Regions from separate parts of the Homo sapiens genome. Here region 1 is linked to region 2. A link is an interaction called in ENCODE POLR2A ChIA-PET data of the cell type or tissue named here. Cell type or tissue: B cell. All regions are shown on one strand. Each heading gives the region's core, and the rest is flanking DNA. Links, peaks and the distances in the headings are about the cores only. Region 1 holds the start of LRRC34 (leucine rich repeat containing 34). Region 2 has its middle 35 kb from the start of GPR160.

The links. ChIA-PET counts read pairs that join two places held together with the same protein. Peaks named below come from ENCODE experiments on the same cell type or tissue, not always from the same donor. Only the 100,000 strongest peaks of a DNase experiment are listed, where the experiment ranks them.
Region 1: POLR2A ChIA-PET joins it to region 2 with 13 read pairs; 2 of 35 experiments call an interaction of 5 or more read pairs at or near these places.

Annotation. Positions count from the first base shown.
Region 1 is chr3:169,812,778-169,815,521 of GRCh38, reverse strand. It overlaps LRRC34 (leucine rich repeat containing 34), which reads left to right and starts at 2,618. Exons shown (of 11, transcript NM_001172779.2): 1 at 2,618-2,744. It overlaps LRRIQ4 (leucine rich repeats and IQ motif containing 4), which reads right to left and starts at 2,652. Exons shown (of 6, transcript NM_001080460.3): 1 at 2,476-2,652. RefSeq lists enhancers at 1,014-1,063, 1,354-1,453. In B cell, for the core only: a CTCF peak has its summit at 1,649; DNase peaks (open chromatin) are centred at 1,561, 2,481 and 2,711; H3K4me3 peaks cover 1,779 bases; H3K27ac peaks cover 2,012 bases.
Region 2 is chr3:170,001,792-170,004,820 of GRCh38, reverse strand. No RefSeq gene overlaps it. Among named protein-coding and RNA genes, the nearest start is that of GPR160, 35 kb to the left of the region's middle. In B cell, for the core only: no CTCF peak of the experiment used is centred there; a DNase peak (open chromatin) is centred at 1,772; H3K4me3 peaks cover 1,436 bases; H3K27ac peaks cover 2,026 bases.

The DNA of each region.
Region 1 (2,744 bases), core at 245-2,744, 190 kb after region 2:
AATGGATAAACAAATTCAATAAAGTTGTAGGATACAAAATCAACATATAAAACTCAGTAGCATTTTTATATACCAACAGCAAACAATCAGAAAAAGTAAGAAAATAATCCCATTTACAGTAGCTACAAATAAAATAAAATACCTAAGAACAAACTCAACCAAAGAAGTAAAAGATCTCTACAATGAAAACTATAAAACATTGAAGTAAGAAATTAAAGAGGACACACACACAAAAAAAGGAAAGATATTTTATGTTCTTGGATTAGAATAATAATTATTGTTAAAATGTCCATTTTATCCAAAGCAATTTACAGATTATATACAATTCCTATCAAAATACCAAAGACCTTCTTCACAGAAATAGAAAAAATAATCCTAAAATTTGTATGAAACCACAAAAGATCCAGCATAGCCAAAGCTAACCTGAGCAAAAAGAACAAAACTGGAGGAATCACATTACCTAAATTAAAATTATATTGCAGAGCTAAAGTAGCCAAACTAGCATGGTACTGGCATAAAAATAGATACATAGACCAATGGAACAGAATAGAGAACCCAGATATAAATCCATCATCTACAGTGAACTCGTTTTTGACAAAGGTATCAGTAACATATATTGGGGAAAAGATAGTTTCTTCAATAACGGTTCTGGGAAAACTGGATATCCATATGCAGAAGAATGAAACTACACCCCTATCTCTTGCCACATACAAAAATCAAATCAAAATGGATTAAAGGGCCAGGCATAGTGCCTCACGCCTGTAATCCCAGCACTTTGGGCGGCAGAGGCAGGTAGATCACTTGAGGTCAGGAGTTTGAGACCAGCCTGGCCAACATGGTGAAACCCTGTCTCTACTAAAAATACAAAATTAGCTGGGCGTAGTGGGGGGCGCCTGTAATCCCGGCTATTCTGGAGGCTGAGGTGGGAGAATTGCTTGAAGCTCGGAGGCAGAGGTTGCAGTGAGCCAAGATCAGGCCACTGCACTTCAGCCTGGACCACAGAGCGAGACTCTGTCTCAAAAAACAAACAAACAAACAAACACCCCAAGACCCTAGTAGGCACAGACACAAGCGGCTGGATGTTGAGAGGAACACACCGGCGGAGGAGCACACAGGTGGCTGGACATTGAGAGGAACAGAGGAGCAGAAGAGCACACCGACAGGCACCAGCGGACGCTGCCAGGTCACCGACAAGCAGCACGATGTGTAGACCGAGGGGAATTTGGCCAGGGCAGTCAGTGGAGAGTCTGGCTGCTGAGCGGCCGGACTCCAGGGGAAAACCACCTTTCCACTCCATTCCCTTTCTGGCTCCCCATCCATCTGTTGAGAGCCACTTCCACCAATCAATAAAACCTTGCACTCATTCTCCAAGCCCACTGTGTGATCCGATTTTTCCGGTACACCAAGGCCAGAACCCCAGGAAACAGAAAGCCCTCTGTCCTTGCGGTAAGACAGAGGGTCTAACTGAGCTGATTGACGCAAGCCGCCTATACACAGCAAAACTGAAAGAGCACCCTGTAACACACGCCTACTGGGGCTTTGCTTCAGCAGCTGTAAGCATTCACCCCTAGACGCTGCGGTGAGTTCGGAGCCCACGTGCCCCACAACCTGCCCGTCTGCATGCTCCCCCTAGAGGTTTGAGCAGCGGAGCACCAAAGAAGCAAGCCACACCCCCATTGTTACCGGTAGAAGGTGTCCAGGTTCTTGGCGTCTTGAACAAAGAATTGGACAAAACGCACAAAGCAAGGAAGGAATGAAGGGATTTACTGAAAATGAAAGTATACTCCACAGTGTGGGAGTGGGCCGAGCACAGGGGCTCAAAGACCCCGTTACAAATTTTTTGGGAGTTTAAATATCCCTTAGAGGATTCCATTGGTTACTTAGAGTACGCCCTGTGTAAATGAAGAGGATGAAGTAAGGTTACAAAGTCGTTTATGGTGTACACCCTATGGAGAGGATATTTCCTGTTATAGCCGAAGTGCGAATCGGCCTTATGTTCCCTACCTCCAGACCCTATTTTCCTGCCTCACCATCGCATGCCCTGCAAGGGGGATAAGGAAACTATTACCATTTCAGTATCAAGGAAATGAAACTTACCAGATCGTCACATCTGGACAATGAGACACCAGATCCCTCACCCACCATGATTCCCTAAACGACCACCTGATTCCTGTTGACCAACTCCTCTTCCTTACCCCTCCCTAATTCCTGATTTCCTGCAAGTAGTCACATTTCTTTCTTGCTATGTAAACCCTTGATTCTAGTTGGTTGGGGAGACAGATTTGAGACTGATCTCCTCGGCTGCAGCACCAGATTAAAGCCTTCCTCCCTGGCAATTCTCATTGTTTCAGTGATTGGCATTCTGTGCCAGGAGCAGCTGGATCTAGACGGAACCCCTGGCCTTTTAGTAACACATGTGGATCTGGCCCTGCCCGCCTCCCCGCTGTCTGTACTGATCTGAGTACATTCAAGTACCTGCGCATGCCCAGAACGCACCAAGCATTCTGTCCTCTGGCAGCCTCCTTCGGACCATCCAGATGTCACCTCCTTCAGGAAGCCCTCCCTGGTGGCCCCGCCCTTTGGGAGCACAAAACCCTTTATGCTCCCAAAGCCCAACGCCTTTATCATGTGCTGATGCTACTCTGCTTCTTCGCTGGCCCGGCAGGCCGGTGCACACTTTGTAGGAGCGGGCTTTGTCATAATCTTCTTTGTAGCCCCAGCCCTAGCTCAGCAGCGGAGCCCCT
Region 2 (3,029 bases), core at 301-2,800:
AAATTGAAGTGGAAAATAAGAATTATTAAAAAAAACAAGGAGCGATATGAGAATGCTTGGACACAGGGCAGGGAACATCACACACTGGGGCCTGTCAGGGGTTGGCGGGGCTGGGGGAGAGATAGCATTAGGAGAAATACCTAATGTAAGTGACGAGTTGATGGGTGCAGCAAACCAACATGGCACATGTATACCTATGTAACAAACCTGCACGTTGTGCACGTGTACCCTAGAACTTAAAGTATAATAATAATAATTAAAACAAAAACAAGGAGCGAAGGGAGAGAGAAAGGCACCTAAGAGAGAAGCAAGGCGGACAAAAGTTAGTTGTTGGAAAGGGAGGTCAGCAGGGCAGAAACCAGTGAAAAAAGCCACCAGAGTAAATTTCTTCCTCGCCTTGACATTTAAGGTCTCCTACAATATGATCCTTACTTGGGTTTCTAGACTCAACCCCCAATATTCCCTATGATTAAGCCACTCAGGACCCTTCATATTTTCCACAAAATGCCCCATTGTCTCTTTTGGTTTGCTTGTTTGTTTTTACTCAGGATATAACCTTGGCCTGAGGTGTGCCCACAGATTAGCCTGTCGATCCCACTGGTCCTCAAAGGCCTGTTTCTGATCCCTCAAATGAAGTGATTTCCTCTGACTTTAAAATTCCCAAGGCAACTCATACCTCTCTTATCATCTTAATCAGATCATGTCCTTGAATTATATGAGCTGCTTCCTGGCTGGGACTGTTTTCCCTGTGGCACTCACAGGAGGACTCACACAGGAGGTGCTCAGCATTCACTAGCGGATTCACAGTGAAGTGAACAGCAACATTCTTAGCAGGGACTGAGTTACAATGGTTAGAAGAGTTCTCTGGAAATTATTATTCTAACCAGTAGCATGTCCTCAGCAGACAATGGAGGCTCTGTTCATCAATGTTAGAATGGGGAGTTGAAGAAATGGAGTTGTACTTGGAGTCTCACTGTGTGGGAAACCTCATAATCATCAGTTGTGGGTCATTCTCCCATCTGGGGTGTCATTAGTAATCTGTACAAGGATCATGAAGGAACTGCTCCTATATACATTATGGATCTCACAATATTGAAAAGTCCAACACAAAAGACTCCATAATATGATTCCATTTACATGAAGTTCAAACACAGGCAAAACGAACCCATAGTGTTAAAAGTGTACATTGTGGGAGGCGAGGAGTCAGGTGGCTGAGAGGGTTCCCCCGGGTCTGGGAGTGGGGGTTCTAGGAGCTGATGTTCTGCCGCTTGGTCCAATGGTTACATGGGTGTGTCCACTTTGTGATAATTCATTGAACCATATACTTATGATTTGTACACTTTTCTTTAGGTATATTACATTTTATTTTAAAACATTAGCTGTGCATATGTTATGCCATAAAAAGATTGTAGTGAAAAACAAAAATCAATCAGGTGTTTCAGATGCTTAACTTTGAGCTTCTGTAAATGTTTTAATGAAACAAAATCAGCACCACGTGTATTTGTTATTAGTTATCCAATTATGCTGTACTAGCAGCAGAACATTAAAAGGCAACAGGAAGTTAGTTGCACACAACATTAAAGCAAACCACTCTCTTTCACTGCACAATTCCTAGCTACCTTGATTTGCAGGGGGATCGTATGTTGCTACAGAAGGGACTAAGTTTTATAGAAGACATTTGTTGAAAATTCTTAAAAATTCCCATAATTACATGTTGTATCAAAAAAGATAGTGAACAGGAAGGAAATGAAATTGTTCTCAGCAGCATTGAACAATGTCTTGTTGCTTCCTCTTTGTAATGTGGCAAGTGGGGGTAGGGTGAACAAAATGAGCATCCTGATGGATTTTATTTTAAGCAGGTTTCACTTTATGGTAAACACAAGATATTTTAGTGATAAATGGAATGCTTATTTGATATTGTCCCACATATTGTGACTTTGTGCTGGAAGCCTCTATACCAGAGGCCCAAGGAGTTATTCTTTTGTTCCTTTTTCTTTTTCCCTTTTTTTTTTTTTGAGACAGAGTCTCGCTCCTTTGCCCAGGATGGAGTGCAGTGGCCGCGATCTCAGCTCACTGCAACCTCTGCCTTCTGGGTTCAAGCGATTCTCCTGCCTCAGCCTCCTGAGTAGCTGGGATTACAGGCTCCCACCACCACGCCCGGCTGATTTTTGTATTTTTAGTAGAGACGGAGTTTCACCATGTTGGCCAGGCTGGTCTCAAACTCCTGAGAGCAGATGATCCGCACGCCTCTGCCTCCCAAAGTGCTGGGATTATGGGCATGAGCTTTCGCGCCCGGCCTGTTCCTTTCCTTTCTACTCCGTCAGTTAGTGGTTAGTTTTCACTTGGATTTGTAAACTCCTGGTGGGCAGTATTCCAAGTTCTCAGAAGCATTTGTGTCGGTGATAAAAAGGAAACAGAGACTAAGGAGTGATGGCTGCTGTAAAATCCTCCCTTGTGGAGTAAGAGCTCTCTGATCGCTCGCCTCTTTTTGCCTCCGCAATCCTTCACCATCTAACTTCTTTCTCAAAGCCTGCAGCACTTTGTTTGTGTCTGTTTGTTTGTTTGTTTGCCTTATCATAACCCTACCAGGCTGGAAGCTTTCCGATGGCGGAGATTGTAGCTTTTAGGGCAGAAGATGGATCTCCTCCGGCAACGTGTGCATGTGCAGGCAGCCGCTGGTTTCCTTGCTCCTTCCCCGGATTCTGAGCCGGGACTGTGGGTTCCTCATTTATATTATTGTTCAGCATATAGTCGAGGCTCAGTAAATGTTGGCTGAATGAAGAAAGAAAAGGATTGTGCAGCAGGTCTCCAGTTTTAAGATTCTTCAGGTGACTTGCCTTCTGAGTATTGCAGAGAACTGCCATTGCCTCCTGAGAAAAGCAGTCTACGGTCTGTGCTGGGAGTCTCAATGGCATTCCTCTGTCTGGTCACCGCATCCCTCTCAATCTGTGTGGTGGGGAATAAAGAATGTGAGGTGGCAATGGGGCTGAACATTCGAGCTCATTTTCCAGGAGTTGGTTCCCTTCTAT